Linked DNA regions of Mus musculus: region 1 is linked to region 2. A link is a loop called in an ENCODE intact Hi-C map of the cell type or tissue named here. Cell type or tissue: heart. All regions are shown on one strand. Links, peaks and the distances in the headings refer to the core of each region. The heading gives the core; the rest is flanking DNA.

Region 1 (10,481 bases), core at 1,130-9,129, 1.0 Mb after region 2:
TGAACATTGATGCTAAAATACTCAATAAGAAACACTCTCAAGACAAATCCATGAAGACATTAAAATGTCATCCACCATGATCAAGTAAGATTCATCGCAGAGAGGAAGGTGTGGCTCAACATATGGAAACCCATCAACATAATCCACCATATAAACAAACTGAAAGAAAACACAAAATGTGATCATCTCATTAGGTGCTGAAAAAGCCTTTTGACAAAATCCAACATCCCTTCATCATAAAGTCTTGGAGACATTATGGGTACAGGGCACATACCTAAACACTATAAAGGTAATATACAGCAAACCAATAGTTAACATCAAATTAAATGGAGAGAGACTCAAAGCTACCTCATAAAAAATCAAGGACAAGACAAGGCTTTCCACTCCTTCCATATCTATTCAATATTGTTCTCAAAGTCTTAGGCAATAAGACAACTAAAGGAGACTGAGGGATTACAAGTTGGAAAAGAAGTCAAAGTATTGCTATTTGCAGATGATATGATAGTATACATAACTGACCCCAAAAATTGTACCAGGGAATTCCTACAGCTGATAAATACCTTCATCAAAGTGGCTGGATACAGAATGAACTAAACAAATCAGTAAGTATCTTTTATACAAATGATATATGTGGTTGAGAAAGAAAGTAAGGAAACAACAGCCTTCACAAATAATATAAAATATCTTAGTGTAACTCTAACCAAGCAAGGGAAAGACCAGTATGACAAGACTTCATGTCTCCAAAGAAAGAAACTGAAGATACCAAAAGATTAAAAGCTATCCCATGCTCATGAGTTACTAAAAGCTATCTACAGATTAAATGGAATTCCCATCATAGTCCAACACATTTCTTTATAGACCTTGAAAGAATATTCATCTTCATATGGAAAAACAAAATCCTAAGATAGATAAAACAATCCTATACAATAAAAGAACTTCTGGAGATATCACCACCTCTGGCTTCAAGCTGTACTATAGAGCAATAGTAATAAAAACTGTATGGTACTGGCATAAATATAAACAGGTTGATCAATGGAATCCACCCAAAGACTCAGGTGTTAATCCGCACACCTAGGACACTTGATTTTTGACAAAAAAAAAAAAAAAAAAAAAAAAAAAAGCCCAAAGCATACAGTGGGGGAAATTAGCATCTTCAACAAATGATGCTGGTCCAACTGGATGTCAGCATGTATGGTGCAAACAAATCCATAATCATCGTCCTGCACAAAACTCAAGTCCAAGGTGAGTCAAAGAACTCAACATAAAACCAAACACACTGAACTCAATAGAAAGGAAGTTAGGGAATAGTGTTGAACTCATTGCCACAGAAGACGACTTCCTGAATGGAACACCAACTGGGCAGACACAGAGCAACAATTATCAATGGGACATCACGAAACTGAACAGCTTCAGTAAGGTGATGGACACCATCAAAGGGACAAAATGTCAACCTACAGAATGGGGAAAGATTTTCACCAACCCCACACCTGACAGGGGGCTGATATGTAAATATATAAAGAACTTGAGAAACTAGATATCAACAAACCAAATAGTATATTTCAAAAATGGGGTATGGACATAAACAGAGAATTATCAACAGAGGGATCTCTAATAGCTAAGGAACACTTTTAAAATATTCATCATCTTAAGCCATCAGGGAAATGCAAGTCAAAAGACTCTGAGAGTCCATCTTAGACATGTCTGGATGGCTGAGATCAAAGACACAAGTGACAGCCCATGCAGGTGAGGATGTGGAGTGAGGGAAACTCTCCATTGATGGTGAAAGTGCAAACGTGTACAGCATCTCTGGAAATCAATGTGGAGATTTCTCAGAAAATTGGGATTCCATTTACCTCAAGACCCAGATAAACCACTTCTGGGCATGTACCTAGAGGATGCTCCCCCACCCCACAAAGACACTTGCTCAACTTCACTCATAGCAACTTTATCCATAATAACCAGAAACTGGAAACAACCTAGATGTCCATCAAGTAAAGAATGGATAAAGGAAATGTGTCACATCTGTACAACAGAATACTATCCAGCTATCAAAAACAAGGACATAATGAATCTTGCAGGCAACTGGATGAAACTTGAGAAAATCATCCTGAGCCAGAAAGAGTACTCACTTATAAGTCGATGCTATCCTTAAAGTAAAGGCTACCCATGCTACATTTCACAAATCCCCAAAGCATCAAGGAGGGCTCAAGGAGAAGGACACTTGGATATCACTGAGAAGGGGAAACAGAATAGACATTCTGGGTGGATGGGGAGAGTATATTGGACTAGACAGGGGTAGGGGTGAGGATAGGAACAGGAGGAATCAGGTGTGAGGAGTATGAAGGGAGAGAGGACTGGGAAAGACTCCTGGAATGTGGTGGGTCATCTCTGGGATGAGCTAGAAACATGTGCAGTGGAAACTCCCAGGAATCAATGAGGGCGATCTTAGCTAAGACTCCTAGCCATGGGGGATACAGAGCCTGGACCGGGCATCTCTAACCAGGCAAGACTTCCAGTGGAGGGATTGGGACAACAACTCAGCCACAAAAGCTTCAACCTACAGTTTATCCTGCCAACATGATGTGCTGGGGGTAAAAGTGCAGAAATTGTGGGAGTGGCCAACCAATGATTAGTCCAGCTTGAGACCCCAAGCCATGAGAGAGAACCATCTCTGATACTGCCTGGAGGGCCAGGACCCTGAGACTGGATAGCCTAGACCCACGCTAGAACTAAACATGAATGGTTAAAAAAAAAAAAGTCAATGATATTCTGCTATACTCACAAATGGGCATATAGCCCAGTTCTCATCAGAGAGACTTGAGGTAGCAATTGATGGAAACAGATGCAGAGACTCACACCCAAACATTAGGCAGGGCTTGGGGAATCTGAGGACGAGGGGAAGGAAAGATTATAGGAGCCAGGTGGCTCAAGGACACCACAAGAAAACCCACAGTGTCAGCTAACCTGAGTTCATAGGCGCTCAGAGAGACTTCAATCGGGAAGCCTGCATGGGACTGACCGAAGCCCTACACACATACATTATAGTTGTATAGTCTGCCCTTCTTGTGGAACTATTAACTGTGGGAACAGGCTCTGTTTCTGACACTACTGCCTGCTTATGGGTCCCTTCTCTCTCTCTCTCTCTCTCTCTCTCTCTCTCTCTCTCTCTCTCTCTCTCTCTCTCTCCCTCCCTCTCCCTCTCCCTCTCCCTCTCCTTTCCCTTCTCCCTCTCCCTCTCCCTCTCCCTCTCCCTCTCCCTCTCCCTCTCCTTTCTCTTCTCCCTCTCCCTCTCCTTCTCCCTCTCCCTCTCCCTCTCTCTCTCTCTCTCTCTCTCTCTCTCACACACACACACACACACACACACACACACACACACACGCACATACACACTGGGTTGCCTTGTGCAGCCTTCATAGAAGAGGAAGCACCTAGTCTTATTGCAACTTGAGGTGCTGTGGTTGGCTGATATTCATCAAGGCTGGCCCTTTTCTGAAGAAAAAGGAAGGAGGACTGGATGTGTGTGGAGGGAGAGGGAGTGGAGAGAGGAAGTGTGGGGAGGGAACTGGGAGGAGAGGAGGGCGGGGAAGCTGCGGTTGGGATGTAAAATAGATAAAACATTTTAAAAAGGAACTTTGATTCACCAAACGAACGCCTAAATGACAAAAGACAAGCTGTATGTGTGTTAGAATGGAAAGAGGCAGGTTAAAATTGTTACACGTTTATTTGAGCATTCAAGAATCAGCAGCCAGACTCAGGCCCTGCCCTTTAGGTGGCACAGTGCTGGAGAGCTTGTCCTTAGGACATGAGTGCAGGCCCCGCCCCTCACCTGGGCAAAGTGGGGGAGCTGGTGGCACAGGGGCAGAAGAGCTAAAGTGCTGCCCAGCTGAGCTACCAGCAGGCCCTGAATTGGCCCACCCCAACATCTAACCCACCTATGAACTGCCGGAACACGTGACAGGGGCCAGCCTTGCAGACCAAAGCTGCAGGATCTCCATGACACAGGACAGCAATGGGATATCTGAGAGGAGTCCCAGTGAGGACCCAGTATTGATAGTGTGGCAGAAGCCAGAGGCCTCACACTAGACCAATGACTCAATGCAGGGAACATTTCAAGTTAAGATGTGTGAATAGAAGAGTATAGTGTGGGGCAGACCATTACACACTGCAACTTCCAAGTTTCACTGCTTGAATTGAAAGTCCTTATGCTACTGAATGTTTGTAGGTATTCCTTCCCAGTCACCAGACGATGTCAGAAAAATCAAGGTCCTCTCTTGGAGTTTTTTGTTTGGCTAATAAAATAATATTAGAGCAGATTCAAACACAAGTTCTAGGCCTGCCTCTGCTTCCCAAGTGCTGGGATTAAAAGTGTGTACCACCCCCCAGCTTGTTTTAAAAAAACAAACAAACAAACAAAAAACAAAACAAAAAAAAACAATAAAAACAAAAAACAAAAACAACTCTAATAAAATTGTCCATTAATTCCAGGCAAGGAAAACATTTCTGATGATCACGTGTCCTGAGGAAAGTGATTCCCTAAGGAACACTTCAATATGTAGGTGTGCTTCTAAGGTTTTAGGCTGAGATTTGGATGTGTTGGACTCTGAGTTGCAATGGGTATCTTGCTATTATAGTCTATTCCTGGTACTATAAAACAGTGATTTTATTTGGATGATCTGTAAACAACAGAAATACATTGCCCTCATTTCTAAAGGCTGGAAGCCCAAGATCCAGCAGACTCTGTCACAGCTTTCTTGCTGAGTCCCCAAGGGTGAATGGGATCCAGGATACTTCCTGCAATCCCTTTTGTAAAGTTACTACTCCCTTTCAAGAAAGCAGAACTTGCCAGGCAGTGGTGGCGCACGCCTTTAATCCCAGCACTTGAGAGACAGAGGCAGGCAGATTTCTGAGTTCGTGGCCAGCCTGGTCTACAGAGTGAGTTCCAAGACAGCCAGGGCTATACAGAGAAACCCTGTCTCTCGAAAAGCTAAAAAAAAGAAAAGAAAACAGAACTCATACGACCTCGTGGGTATTGGGTCCAACACACACCAGCTTTTGGAGGATAGCATTCAACTTCAGAGACTCCAATCCTGAAGCCAAGAAGAAAGCAAGCTTTGTATTATATTCCTCCGAAAACACGTAATTAGACTTTGAAATTTAACATCCAACACTTTGTAAATGAGCTTCCAAAGAGATAAAGGGTTAACTTTTGGGTTTAAATATTAAACACAATAAACACCCTCCCTCAACCCCCGAGGTGTTTATTTTGGCAGGCCAGCTCTTGGTAATTTGATTAAAACAAACAAACAAACAAACAACAACAAAAAGCCTTATCATAAGTGTATCAAAATAACTGGTCAAAAGTCACCTTTATCTTATCACTGGTTCACGTATTTGTGGTAATTTTTGTCATCTATTTTCTGCACACACTTTTTTTTTTTCAGCAATCTCTCATGATTGTGCACTATTGAACTGGGAACCTCGACTCTATTGACTGGACTTCGACTGCCCTCTGCTGGTCAATGTTGAAAATGACAAGCATCGCTAAGGTTAAAGCTGCTTAGAAAAGATATAATTAAGATCAAAGCAAAACTCACTCAGACACATAGAACAAACAAACAAACACCCTAGCCAGCAGGGTGGTAGGTGGAAGCTTCCTGTTGACTGCCATCTTGGTTTCTCCATGTTCTCTCCCATAGGCATGTGGTGTCTTCAGCAATATGGTCTTACCATCAAGTCGTAGGGGTAACCAAGCCCTGGCAATGGCTTCTAGTGCTCAGATCAGTCTATGGGACCCTTTTAGCCAATAACTCAAAAAGATATAACGTATTTCTGGTGCTGCGGTTTTATTTGGTAGCATGTGATGTCCAGTCAGAGTATTGCCTCCTACGTAATGTAGTAACTCCATTTAGATTCCTTTTATTTATGTATAGATTTTAAGACGTTTCTTCACCAGTAGTCTTTCAAAGCATTCTGAATGTTAGGTGTCGCTCTCATATTCCCTAATCTACCCTGGCCCCATCCCTCACCCCGTTCATTCTCCTCTTCTAGTTTCCCTTTATCCCTTCATGTTCTATTTCACTTCCTGTAAGATTCTTATCTTCTCCTGATCTACTTAACCTCTGTGAGTATTCCAAATGGAACTCACAAGTCTAAAGTGTAAAAGCTAACATCTACCAAAAAAGGGAAAGAAAGAAAGAAAACACACACATGTCTCACTGGGTCTGGGTTAGCCCACCCAAGCTGATTGCTTCTAGCTCCACCCCTTTACCTGGGAATTTCATTTCTCTTAATAGTCGATGTCATCCCATTATGTCAGTGTATCACATTTTCATTGTCCGTTGTCAGTTGATGGGCACCTTGACAGTTTCCAGCTTCAGGCTGTAATGAAGAGAGTAGCAATGAGCACAGATGAGCACATGTCTCAGTAGTAAGGTGAGAAAGTTGTGTGTGTGTGTGTGTGTGTGTGTGTGTGTGTGTATGTGTGTGTTTGTATGTGTGTGTGTGTATGTATGTTTATGTTTATGTGTGTGTATGTTTATGTGAGTGTGTATGTATGTATGTATGTATATGTGTGTATGTGAATGTGTGTGTATGTGTATGTATGTATGTGTACATGTGTATGTGTTTGTGTATATGTGTATGTATGTGTATGTGTGTGTATATGTATATGTGTATGTGGGTATATATATATATATATATATATATATATATATATATATATATACCCTACAAGCTACAAGGATAGCCTGCTTACAAGATATATCCACCAATGCAATTGAGGCACAGATGTTAGGTAAATAACCAACCACTTTTAAAAGTTGAATTTAAGGCCCATCCCATGAGATGGAACCTGATATTGTTAATAAGGCCAAGCATCTAAAGCTAGATCACCCATGGGCTCTAGGAGAAAACTTCCCATTATTTATTTTGCCAAATGAACATAGCAATGCACACTGCTGTACCCATAGATCAGCTCATCACTCAAGCTTCACCAGAGAAGTTGTTTCTTGCAGCAGATAATAACACAGCAATTCCCATCCTGCAGAGAGCAGACTTTGGAGTGCTCGGCATGAAAAGGTTGTCTTGATTACACCCCTTCCCCAAAAGCTCAAGAATTTATACAGAAGAGAGGGCAGAAAGTTTATAAGATATAATGGGGCTGGTATACATATGAACTCACAGAGAGAGACGGTGACAGCGTGCCTAAGACCTGAACAAGCTCATGCTGAACGAAATCTCAATGCTGCTAAGGAAGTCAACCCAAAGTCCTACTCCCAGCCAAGAAGGTGTTCACAACTGATAGCTCCTGGTAGAGGGGAATTCAGTTTTCTTCAATATTGTGACACTGGGTGTATCTACCACACTCCAGGGCAGGCTCCATGCTCAGGAGTAATTGGCCAACAGAAATTAGACTTCATGGTTTTTTAGAACTGACTCATTAATATGCTTGAAGAATGTCTTAGTTATTTTTCTACTCCTGTGGCAAAATGCCATGACCAAGACAACTTATAAAATAAATCACTCAATTGGGCATATTATTTCAGCTGTTCCATGATGGAGGTACAAAGGCACAGGAGCTGGGATAGCTAGCTGTGAGCTCACATCCTGATCTGTAAGCAAAAGGGAGAGAGAGGAATGCTGGGGATGATGCCAGCCTTTTGAAACCTCAGAGCCCTCCCCAAGTGACACATCTCAAACCACAAGGCCACAAATTCTAATCCTTCCCCAATAGTTCTACCATCTGGGGACCAGGTATGCAACCATATGAGCCTGTGGGGGCCCTTCTCATCCAAACCACCATGTATTAACTAAAAACATTTCATTAGTCAATACATTGCAAATAAAATATGATATATTTAAAAATTCATCCTCAAATCACAAAAAGCACATCTTCCTATAATACAAAACTTCTACAAAGAGGGTAAAGGGTTGATAAAACAAAACAAAACAAATATCTCTTATGTTTGCTTAAATTCATTTAAAGCAAACAAGCTGGGATTAAAAAGTATATTGAGATGCCTACAAAACTAGTAAAACATGACAGTTTGTGGCCAAGTTATACTGATGAAGTGTTGATTCACATACATTCCATACACTGGGAATGGAGGTTAGTTCAATCTTGGAAAAAGGCAAGTTGGTTGAATGTGTGTGTGTGTGTGTGTGTGTGTGTGTGTGTGTGTGTGTGTGTAAGAAAAACAGACTCACTCAAAAGTTATCTAATGAATAGGACCTTATATGTACAATGATGTCTGTCCTGTCCTGCGTTAGCAAATGACTAACCAAACCCAAGGTGAGTTTTGTATGGAGTTATTGAAAAGCAAGCCAGGCTGGCTAGTTTTATGTCAACAAGCTAGAGTCATCTGAGAGGAGGGAACCTCAATGGAAAATGCCTCCATCAGATCAGGCTGTAGGCAGGAAAGCATGTAGGGCATTTTCTTAATTAGTGCTTGATGTGGGAGGGCCCAGCCCATTGTAGGTGGGGCCATCTTGGATTGGTGATCCTGGATTCTCCAAGAAAGCAGGCTGAGAAAGCCATAAGGAACAAGCCAGTAACCAGCACTCCTCCGTGGCCTCTCCATCAGCTCCTGCCTCCAGGTCTTGCTGGTTGAGTTCCTGTCCTTACATCGTTCGATGGTGAACTGTGCCGTGGAAGTATAAGCTGAATAAACCCTTTCCTCTTTGGGTTTATCACAGCAGTAGCCACCCTAACTAGGACATAGCCATGCCCATTTGCTCGCACAGACTTGTACTGTCCTGCAATAGTAGAGTTGGGCTGTGACAGATTATCGGTTTCCAAAGCCTCGAGTGTTTACACACAGACATCCACAGAAACAAACAGCTTCCCCGTGGTGCTCAAGGCTTTCAGTACAACATCGCTGATTTAGAAATAATAATCTCCTGAGGTCCTATAAATAGAATATGGATTACATGAATGACGATAAACTCACACAATGGTATTGAAGGCAGTTGTGAAAACAGAACTCAAACCATGGCAACGATTGATATGGAAGGATCTCAGACACAAACAGTGTGAAATTCAAGTATAAGGCAAAGTGTGTGTAAAGCACGGTTCCATAGAATAAGAAAGGAGTGAGGAAGGATATGTTTCTAATAGTCTTTTTAAAAATTGGATATTTTATTTGTTCACATTTCATGTTATCCCCTTTCCCGGTTTCCCCTCTGCAAACTCTCTATCCTATCCCCCCTTACCCTGCTTCTATGAGGGTGCTCCCCCACCCACCTATCCACTCCTGCCTCACCACCGTAGCATTCCCGTACACTGGGGCATCAAGCCTTCACAGGACCAAGGGCCTCCCTTCCATACATAGAACATAAGAATTTCAAGAATGTCTGGTATTTAGTCTTTGATAATTTTATACAAGAATACAATGTGCTTTGATCATATCCATCCTGCCCCCATTATCTCCTTCCAAGCCTGCAGAACCTCCCCTCTCAACTCCATCATCACTTCATTAATATTATAGTTATTATTATTAATAATCCCTTGTATCTGATTAGAACTATCTATCTGTGCACAATATAGGGCCATCCACTGAGGCATGGACAATTTACTGGTGGCCACATCCCCAAAGGAAAAACAACTCTCTTTCCATTGATAGCCATTAACTACTGAAAACTCCCTGTCAGGGGTGGGGATTTGACAGCCCCTTCTTGATCAGTGCCAAAACCAGCTTGGTCGTGTGCAGGTATCTTGCAGGTGACCTCGGCTGTTGTGAGAATTGTGTGAAACAGCAATGTTGTATCCAGAAGTCAGCACTTCACAGCTCCCTCCCCGTCCTCCAGAGCCTACATTCCTTCCAGTGTAGATTCATATTTCTTATATTTATATTTTGATAACTTTATATATGAGACCTGTATCTACGGCATCCTTCCCCTCCCTCTCCTTCTTGTTTCCTTCCATGTTCCCTCTGCTTCTCAAATTCATAGCCTTTTATTCTTTAATTATAATTATTACAAATGCACACCTAGATGCTTATAAAGGCAACCTGCTGAGATCACTTAATGTTGCTCATATGTGTTAGGGCTGACCTAACTTGGGATTGGCTAATCTATCAGAGTTCATACCTGGAGAAGATGGAGCCTCCTTATCTGCCTCTGCCTCTGTCTGTTTGACACTCTGCCTATCTATCTGTCTATCTATCAGTCTATCTGTCTGTCCATCCATCCATCCATCCATCCATCCATCCATCCATCCATGTATCCATGTATCCATGTATCTACCTCTGCAGTCATTAGTTGTAGCTCTTCTAGGAGTGAAGCCTTGTGTGAATTCCTCCACCCACATTGGTGTTGATTGGTGTTGTTATTGTTCAGGTCTTGTTTAGGCATCCACATTGTTGACTGCAGTGTCCCTCTCATGTACAGAAGTCACTACACTACAGCAGACATTCTGTACCCTTATATTCTTTCCACCCTTTCTTTGTGATATTCTCTGAGCCTTGAGTTATGTTCTGGGTGTA
Region 2 (10,481 bases), core at 1,739-9,738:
TGATTTCTTTCATAAAGGTCCCCATGGTCATGGTGTCTCTTCAAAGCAATAGAACACTGACAAAGACAGAGGCAAAGTTGGTCCCTTGATTGACACTCGTAATCCTATCTCCATCTATTATTCCTAATGGAACATGTAGCCTTCCTCATGTTTTCTGTCCATTTATGTAGCTTTATCTGTACAGGAAGAGATTTTTATACATGTAACAATGTTTGGAACCATGTAGTAAGGGTCCTTCTATAAGATACTTTTCTGCTCCAAAGCTTCTTAATTTTCCCTGTTGTATTTCTCTACTTATTTATGTGTTTGTGTATGGGTGTGTGTCTGTGTGGTGTGTGCAACATTGTGCATTTGTGGATGTCAGAGGACCAAGAGAAGTTAGTTCTTTTTTTCCATTAGTAGGTCTTGAGGATTGACGTCAGGCCATCAAGCTTGGGTAGGTATCTTTCTCCACTGAACCATCTTACCAGCCTATCCCTTGGTAGAGAAACTCACAGAGGTAAAATGTATTATTTTTGGGTCACAGAGAATAAAAAGTTAAAGACGATTTTAAAAATAGATTCTAAGGAGTTGCCTTTATTTAATTTTGTGGAAATGCCTTTAAAAGAATGTACAAATATATGTTTTGTTTCATAATCCAAAGGAAGTTTTAAAATTTTTATTTTACTTCTGTGTGTGTATACAATACATACAGGTTTATGCTTCCTATATGCACTTGTGGAGGGTAGAGACCAATGCCAGGTGTCTTTCTTTATTACTTTTTTATCTTGTTTTGTTGTTGTTGTTGTTTTTGGGGTAGGGGGTCTCAGTTACTGTTCTATTGCTCTGAAGAGACATCACGACAAAGGCAACTTACTAATTAAAGTATTTAATTGGGGACTTGCTTATAGTTTCAGAGGGTGAGTCCATGACCAGTGGAAAACGTGGCGGCAGGCAGGCAGGCAGGCAGGCAGGCAGGCAGGCAGGCAGGCAGGCAGGCAGGCAGGCAGGCAGGCATGGTGCTTGGGCAGTAGATCTTATCTGCAAGTTGGAGGAAAGACAGAATGAGCCTGGCGTGGGCTTTCGAAACTTCAAAGCTCACCTCCCTCCTGTCCCCAGTGACAAAACCCCTCCAATAAGCCCATACCTCCTAACTCTTCTCAAAACATTTCTACAAATTAGAGATCAAACATTCAAATATATGAGCCTATGTATGTAGTGTGTGTGGTGCTTTTCATGTTACCTGATAGGGTCTGAAACCACCACACAGGGACTCTTTATACTGAATCTGGAACTCAGTGATTGGCTGGACTAACTGGCCAGCAAACACAGGCATCTTCCAGTCTCCACTCACTGGTACTCAGTTGTGGTGGTTTGGATAGGTTTGGTGGTGATAGACTCATGTATTTGAATGCTTGGCCCACGGAGAGTGGCACTATTAGGAGGCATGGCCTTGTTTGAGGACATGTGTTGCTCTCAGGGGGAGCTTTGAGATCTCTTCCTATGCTCAGCTCCACTCAGTGTGGAAGAGAGCCTCTTCTTGATTGGTTGTAGAAGACAGTTTCTTCCTGGGCTGTCTTTGGATCATGATGTAGAACGCTTAGCTCCTCCAGCACCAAGTCTGCCTGCATGCTGCCATACTTCCTGCCATGATGATAATAGACTGAACCTCTGAAACTGTAAGTCAGCTCCAATGAAATGCTTTCTTTTTATAAGAGTTGCCTTGGTCGTAGTATCTCTTCACAGTAATAGAACCCTAACTAAGAAACAGGCTTACACATTTGTGCTGTCACGCTCGGCTTGCTATGAGCGGTAGAATGTGAACTGCTTGCACGTCAGAATTTTACCACAGAGTTAGTCAGTGTAGCCAGGTTCTCTTCGAACTCACAATCTTCCGGCTTCCTCACAGGTTCTTGGATACATGCATGTGCTCTACCTGACTGGAGGAGATTTTAAAAATTTACAAACAATAAAGTGTTGTATAGCTTTAAAGGCAATTGTATATTGCATTTGTAATCCAAAATAGTGACAATCCATAGGGTACCCTGGAATTATCTATGCCCACCAGATACACAAGAATAGTATCTAGTACCTAATGTTTGTAGATTCTCGCTAGTACTGGCTCTCTTCCAGAACAATCCTCTCCTGAACAGGAGTTGGGGAAGGTTTAGACTGTTGGGTTTTTTGTTGTTCTTTTGCTTGTTTATTTTGGCTTTTCAAGATAAGGGTTTCTCTGTGTAACCTTGGCTGTCCTGGAACTTACCTTATAGACCAGGCTGGCCTTGAACTCAGAGATCTGCTTGCCTTTGCCTCCCAGTGCTGGGATTAAAGACGTGTGCCACCACTGCCCAGCGATCAGTAACTTTAGACTGTGACTACTCATGAATCTCCAGTGTTTCTGTCTGTAGCTCCTCGAATCTACCTGAAAAGCAAGCAAAAGTCAGAAGCAAATTTCTTTCTTTTTTTTCCTTCGAGACAGGGTTTCTCTGTGTAGCCCTGACTGTCCTGGAACTCACTCTGTAGACCAGGCTGGCCTCGAACTCAGAAATCTGCCTGCCTCTGCCTCCCGAGTGCTGGGATTAGCAAATTTCTACTTGGTATTCTGTATACAGATGAAGCATTTAGAAACACATATCTTTGATCTTTGTGAAATTATCGGCCAAGGAGAAAGGCTCTTTGGACTCACAGAAATGGAAATAATTCCTTTTCTGACATGACAACAAATGTCAAATATATTCGAAGATCATTTTCACAGGTATATATCTCAGTGACCAGCAGAGGGGGCCAAAGAGCTGTTGATGTCTACTCGCACAGCACACATGATAATGTTTAAACTTTGTATCCAGAAAGTATCATGGCTTTAATTTTTCTGACGGAAGTGAGGCTAATATATGCATAGAATTGTACAGGTATCTTGTTGCAAGAATCCCAAGAGTTATGAAAGAAATGCTTTTTACATACAAAAACAAGGCCACCAAACTACTAAATGATTCAGTAGATAGCTTCCCTCCTCCACATTCTCTCCAATTCCAGGGTCCAGAATCAGACATTTTAGACACTGACTTTACTTTGCCTTGGGGAAAAACATGTATTTTTTAAAAGTAATTTGACAACAAAACACACATTTAAAAATGTACCGAAGGGCCTGGTGGTGGCGGTGAATGCCTTTAATCCCAGCACTCAGGAGGCAAAGACAGGTGGATGTCAAGTTTGAGGCCAGCCTGGTCTATGGATCAAGTTCTAGTACAGCCAGGGCTACACAGAGAAACTATGTCCCCCCACTCCACTCCATCCCACTCTCTGGGGGAAAAAAAAGGTACCAAAGAGTCTTGGTGAATGACACCTTTCTTTCCCACTAGATCCTTAGCCGCCCCACTTCAATGAATGTCCACCTCTGTAAGGCAGTTTTAAAAATAAATCCTGCCATATATGACAAGTCCTTTAACAAATGTAATAATTCTTTAATATATATATACATATATATACATATACATATATATATATATATATATATATATATACACATATATATATATACACACATGCACACACACACAAAACTTTCAAATAGGAATTCAGGAGTCCTACCTCTGTTCCACAGAGGTGGTGTATTGATCATTGGTATATATATCTATCAGCAGACACTGACTACTGGTTACCAAGAGTGATCATAAGTGCAGGGCGGGCAGCAGTCCACAGTGGCATGATGGCAGACAAGGTTGTCTTACGCTCTCCATCCTCATCCCTTCTATAACTTTGCTGTTAGCTAATTCACGGGGCAGGCTGTGTGTTGTTTGATGAGAGAGCACAGAAGAAGGTTGAGCGCTAGGACCTTGGGGCATGTGTGCAGCATGCGCCCCTTTCCTTGGTGTCCCCTACCTAGCATCCTCTTCTCATTGATGGTTCTTCGTCCAAGTCCAAGTATACCCTGTCCTTGTTTGGGTTTCAATAGCTCGGAAGAGGAAACCATGGCCACAACAATTCTTACTTAAAAAAAAATGGCTTGCATTTCAGATAATGGTTTAATCTATTATCATCATGGCAGGAAACATCGCCTCGCACTCGCCTCTCTTTTATATATATCTTGATGCTACTTTTTCAAAAGCTCTGGGGTCAAGGTTCTATACATAAAACACTAGTCTCCAGATGCCTGATCTGGTTGGGAAATCACCGGAGCACTGAAGACTTCTCTCAGGCATAGCGTTACTTTCTTCTTAAACTATATTAGAGTAACCCAGATAGTGACTTACAGCCTGGCTTTATCATGTGGTCTTTCGAGTTTCCTCCTTGCTTGTGGGACTCAAGCAACCCAGTTTAGTGGGTGGTATCTGAGGGAGAGGCAGAAAGAACGTTTGTAAAAATTTCCTTTTAAACTGAATAATACAGGGCTATGTGTTGTGGCCATCCTTTTTATTGCACATGAGATCTCAAGAATGCACGCATAGCACATAACTGAAATTCTATACCCAGAAAGGACATTTATGTGCTAAGAAGTTGTCAGGTAAGTATTAGATTTTTAGAAGTATTATTTTAAAATTGGTATACACATCTTTACATATTTATCAGTACCACATGATGTCTTGATAAATGTACATTTTATGTGACGTTTACATGATGACAAACATGTCTGTCTTCTCAAATATTTGCAGTATTTTTGGTGAAGAAAAACAAAATGAAAGCACCCTAGCTTTCTTTTTAACTGTACAGCATATTTATTGTTCACAATGTTCACTCATATGTGTATGTTACATTTTCATAAGAGTCTATTATAACATGCACCAGGCATGATCGTGCATGCATGTTCCATTTGGGAGGATGAGGAAGGAAGATAGTGAGATCAAGGCCAGGCTGAGCTATATACTAAGATCCTGTGTTAGTAAACAGCAACGAAACTTGTGTCTTTAACTGACGTTTGTGATTCAATCTGCCTAGTGCAATGACAGTCCAAAAACCATTAACTTCCAGGAGACTGGAAGGGATGAAAGGCCACGTTAATCCAGGTGTGTTAAATGCCTTTTTAAAATTAAAAATCGAACACTAGAGGGCGGCAAAACACTGTCGGCAAAAATTCATTCGAGCTCCAAAGCTGTTTTCCTGTAAAAGAGGAGGTGTTTGCTGACTAGCGTCAAGAAAGAGCTGCCCTGATATTCAAGATGCTTCTCTGCACCCAGCCTCACTCAAATCTTTGTGCTTGCTTTGTGTTTTCCTCCACATCACCTCCCTGGCTCCATGATTTGCTTTCCAAGCACACACACTTGTAGGTAGTGTTTCTGCAGGGACCTCTCTCAGTTCATTTTCAAAGACTGCTAACTTTGGTCCTCTTAGGACATACTGAGTCTTCTGGGGAGAGGCAGCCTCTCTCTCTCTCTCTGTTACGGATTGTAAACCCTGGGGGGTGGGGTGGGGTGGGGTCCTGTGAGCGTGCTCATAGGGATGACCCTGTAGTGTCTCGAAGGATGCACTGGACAGTCAGAAAGCTGTGCTGGATTTGGCTCGGTGCTTCATTCTAATCCTGTTTCCTCTGCTTAAGATGGGACTGATAAGCCAGGATATCTTCTCAGTTGCCGCTTCTGATTCCCCCGTCTAAGTTGTGGGAGAAAAGACGTGCCACATTTGGCTGTATATGATGGCTGAGTGTGGTCACTGCTGGCAGAGAGTGGAGCTCTGTCTCCGGGACTCACATGGTTGGTACTGGGTGATATATTCTGGTAAAAACATCTAATAGAGGTGCCAACTGAGCTTGGAGCACTGGGTTATGATGGCGGTCTCTCATGAGTTATGCAACCTTGAGTGAGTTCCGTAACCTCTCCTCCCTCACTTATAAAACGAAGTCATTCTAGAGAGTGTCTCTTAAGGAAAATTGTGCCCCTGAATCAGATTTGAAGTAGATCCCAGACTTCACCTTCTTCTACTAAATTATATTTTTCTTAGTGTTGGTCTGTGGTATAGATTTGTGGCAGGGAGAAGTGTAACTGGGGTTTGCTCCCAAGACACGAATATCCATGCTAGATCATTGCTAGTATTCCCGTTCACTGTCCGTCTGTCTGTCCATCCATCCACCCACAATCTATCAAAAATGCTGCAAGTCTATTTTGAATTCAAATAAGTTTCCAAGAAAATTACTTAAACTAGTCTGTGCGAGCGCGCGCACATGCACACGCGTGTGCACACACACACACACACACACACGCTCACACACGCACACACACAGGGTGGAGCAGTTAGTATATTACAGCCGCTGTAGTGACAGGATCTTGGTTAGGCTACACTGACATCAAAACTTAGTTTTTAAACCTCAGTGACTTGACTGCACATGACACAATGGGCCCCACCTACTGGATACAGGAGCTGGGACATTTACTCAAATGGCTGAGTGATAGAAGTCTTAGAAGGAATGGGTGTCTCAGCGCCAGCACCTGCCACCTATCAGCAGGCTAATTTTGGGAACGTGTTTCATTTCCTGTCTCCAGGAGTTGTTATCCTTCAAAGGGAATTATAAAGCCTCAATGCTTGTTTCCTAGCTTGAAGATTAGGTCTCAATGCATCAAGCTCTGCGTTCATTCTGAAGGGCAATGCCATTCAACACAGCCTCTGTACCATGCTACCACGTCAAGCCAGAGCTCTGATTCTGAGGCGGTCTTAGCTGACTCTAGCAAAGGCAGCAACAGGCCCACTTAATCTGAGTTTGTGACTGCTGTATGATCTCTCCCTGTTTTCTCTTTCTCTTTCCGAGGACTCCAATAGCCCCAAGCACCTCACCCAAAGTTGCTTCTCCCGACATGGGATGTTCATCTTATTCACTAAACACTGTACCCCATCGTCCAGAAAACCTCAACCGAAGCCTGCCCCATTATGGTTGTTTACTTCTTTTGTGAATATAAGGTTTCATGGTTGTCTTAGTCAGGGTTTCTATTCCTGCACAAACATCATGACCAAGAAGCAAGTTGGGGAGGAAAGGGTTTATTCAGCTTACACTTCCATACTGCTGTTCATCACCAAAGGAAGTCAGGACTGGAACTCAAGGAGGTCAGAAAGAAAGAGCTAATGCAGAGGCCATGGAGGGATGTTCTTTACTGGCTTGCCTCCCCTGGCTTGCTCAGCCTGCTCTCTTATAGAACCAAGACTACCAGCCCAGAGATGGCCCCACCCACAAGGAGACTTTCCCCCTTAATCACTAATTGAGAAAATGCCTTACAGTTGGATCTCATGGAGGCATTTCCTCAACTGAAGCTCCTTTCTCTGTGATAACTCCAGCTGTGTCAAGTTGACATGAAACTAGCCAGTACAAGGGTGAACTGGGCTTCAAAGAACTTCTGTGGTTTATTTGGGATTGTCTTTCTAAGGAAACAGGGTGAGGAAGAGGGGAAGGGAGGAAGAGGGGAAGGGAGGAAGAGGGGAAGGGAGAGGGGGGAAGGGAAGGGAGAGAGAGAGAGAGAGAGAGAGAGAGAGAGAAAGAGAGAGAGAGAGAGAGAAATATGCAGAAATTCTGACCAGCCTGCCCTTGACTCTGTGACCCTTCCTCCATGCCAGGAGACTTCATACCTCTGTCTTGAGCCTCAGGTGAAACTTGAAAAATTCTTTGCATGTTCAAGGTCTTTCTTTCTTTCTTTCTTTCTTTCTTTCTTTCTTTCTGTCTTTCTACAGCAAAAACAGGGGTGGATATTTTATAAGAGACAACACAACAGCGTATTTACCGAGGAGGCATTTTGAGGTCAGACTAACGTAGGAAATGTGTCTGATCTCTCTCTCTCTCTCTCTCTCTCTCTCTCTCTCTCTCACACACACACACACACATACACACGCACGCATGCACGCATGCACACACACATGCACGCATGCATATACACACATGCATGCACACACACACACACACACACACACACACACACATACTGGATGGCTCCTGAGGAACCTGGAATCCTGCCTCAAAGTGAAGAGGATACACAGACAAAGGGGTCACTTGTGGTACTGATGCTCTGAGGAAGGGAAAATCTACAGCACAGACAGGCTAAGAATGACTGCCCCCCCCCCTGCCTTGATTTGTGCATGACAAAAGACTGTGCACTGCTGTCTGTCAGTGGCAGTCTCTCCTTCAGACTGCTCCCTGTCTCTCTCTCTGTGCACCTAAGGAATAAATAATAGGGAACTCATTTTTGCATGGGAAAGCCGTGAATACCTTATTTGAATGTTGCTGGGTTCTGTCTGTCCGTCTGCTGTTGGCTTGGGAAGCCACACAAGGATCAGAGTTAGATGGACCACAGCAAATGCTTCCCCAGGGCCAGTGCCCCAGCCAGGAGTCTTTGCCCTTCCTAAGTTTCTGATTGACTGCTCCATTCCTTAGAGTCCCGATAGAGCAATTGGAAGCTATGTTTCTTGAACTGGGGACCGCCATACAGCTAACTCTGTGCGATTTTATTTCATATATATCAATGCATTCCACAGTTTCTTTGGCTTCTGTCAGAATTTTAGTCCAGGGCTCAGACCTGAGCCTTATTGTAAGGACAAGGGGTGAATGGTGGTGTTGTCCCCTGCTCTGTCTCTAAGATGCCTTAACTATGTTATGTCTAGAATGCGTTGTATAGTCAGGGTTGTCCTTGAACTTATAGTTCTCCTCCATCTGACTCCCAAATGCTGGAATATAAGAATGTGTCACCTCGATTACAGAGGTACAATTTTACCTCGTGTCATGTGCTGGACTTTGGATTTAAAAAGCTTAATTTGCAAAAATAACTTGAGACTTAATACGATATTTTCTTTTGGAGAAGATTTTATTTGACTCTCACTAGGTGCCTGGAGGTGTTTAGATATAGAATCCAGTGTCATGTTACTTGAACTGAGAAACTGAGACCTGCAGGCAAGCAACACACACACACACACACACACACACACACACACACACACACACACACGTGGTCCTCTCTAGGATACAGCCCTTGGGAAGCCCCGCCCCCAACCTCGGGAAGCCCCGTTCACCCAGCACTGGCATCTCCTGAGAGTCTTCTTTTTCTTCCTGGTATTTTCATAAAATGACAAACGTACTGTCTTGTCTTCTGTCTGCCTCGCAGGGGCAGTGACAGCCCTAGATGTAGGTCCTGCGTCTCCAAATTTCCAGTTTCCCCTAGACCATTGCCAAGCAATTGCTCACTCTCTCGCTTGCTATTTGATCCTTTCATGAAAATATTTTTGTGTGTTTCATCTGACTTTGAAAGTTGTCTTCAGGATCCTCTAGTCTGCTGTAAATGGAAATAGAGTTCGGGAGAAGGTCTGTGAAGGCTGGCTTGCGTTTGTTTCCACAGGGAAAAATTCCAGTTGCTTTCTCTGTTCCTAAGCCCAACAGAATCAACTCTGAGTTCACCAGAGCCCTTAACTGCACAGAGCCTCACTGGAACACAGAGCCTGTCATAGGAGCATAGGACCTGGGATTCTGGGGTCCTCGGTTACAGAGTTAAAATACAATTTGGATGAGAGCAGTGCAACTTAGCAGCTCACTATGACAGTCTCACCTTGGCACACAAACCCTCACCCTGTGAGATTCGAGGAAAGGACCTGCTGGTTAAGAGAAAACAGAGAAACTTCCCAGACCTACCAGACCTGGGCTGAGGCTGGAATTCTAGAACGCATATTCACTTTGAGCCCTCTCCAGACCTGAGCTGGGGCTCACACACAAGAAACAGACACTCTCACACTGCCTCGTGCTACAGCTCATGCATGCGTGGGTGGGTGCGTGCGTGCGTGTTGAATGGTCACACGTGTTTCTTCCACTGGCTTTCAAATGTTTGCATGCCACTGGGTTAGAGCAGAGTGTGTTCCAGTATAGAGTGCCGATCCCACCGAGAGTTTCTGATTCAGAACATCTGGGCTGGAACCTAGAATGCGCATTTCATACAAACTCTCAGGTGATGCTGTGGGGTGGAGGGCCACACCTAGAGAATCTCCAGTCTTCTGAGGGTGGGAAATTGTAATCCACCCACCTTGGGTTTTCACATTAACCAGATGCTCAACTCAGTTCAGTGAGTCACACTTATGTAATATTCATGGTTCTAATAATGTAGCTCCTCTCTCTCTCTCTCTCTCTCTCTCTCTCTCTCTCTCTCTGTAATGAGGATTGAGCCCCAAGGCTTCACACACACCAGGTCTCTCTGCCTCTGAGCTACATCCCTAGCTCTTAACTGTTTTGATATGTTAACTTTTGATATGTTGATTAACATTGCTTTCTTTCTTTCTTTCTCCCGTTGCTGCTGCATTGTTGTGTTTGATATTGGAAGTTCCTATAGGGCACTGCAAAGGGTTTTATTCTACTCACAGTTTCATATAACAGTTTATTAGAAAAAGCAGTAAGGGCAGGAACTCAAGCAGGGCTGGCACCTGGAGGCCGGAGCTGATGAAGAGGCCATACTTACTGGCATGCTCCCCGGTAAGTATGCTGGGGATGCTTGCTCAGCCTGCTTTCCTATAGAATCCAGGACCACCTGCCCAGGGATGGTCCCCTCCACAATGGGCTG

Evidence for each region. A loop is a pair of places that touch in the nucleus more often than their neighbours do. Peaks named below come from ENCODE experiments on the same cell type or tissue, not always from the same donor. Only the 100,000 strongest peaks of a DNase experiment are listed, where the experiment ranks them.
Region 1: a loop joins it to region 2, with 6 times the contacts of the local background. A loop is called at or near these places in 41 of 42 quality-filtered maps.

Annotation. Positions count from the first base shown.
Region 1 is chr13:110,377,762-110,388,242 of GRCm38, reverse strand. It overlaps Gm41058 (a long non-coding RNA gene), which reads right to left. Exons shown (of 3, transcript XR_873950.2): 2 at 6,269-6,378; 3 at 4,960-5,087. Among named protein-coding and RNA genes, the nearest start is that of Plk2, 12 kb to the left of the region's middle. In heart, for the core only: a CTCF peak has its summit at 5,516 (motif pointing left); no DNase peak of the experiment used is centred there.
Region 2 is chr13:111,405,634-111,416,114 of GRCm38, reverse strand. No RefSeq gene overlaps it. Among named protein-coding and RNA genes, the nearest start is that of Gpbp1, 79 kb to the left of the region's middle. In heart, for the core only: CTCF peaks have their summits at 2,751 (motif pointing right) and 5,014 (motif pointing right); no DNase peak of the experiment used is centred there; H3K27ac peaks cover 511 bases.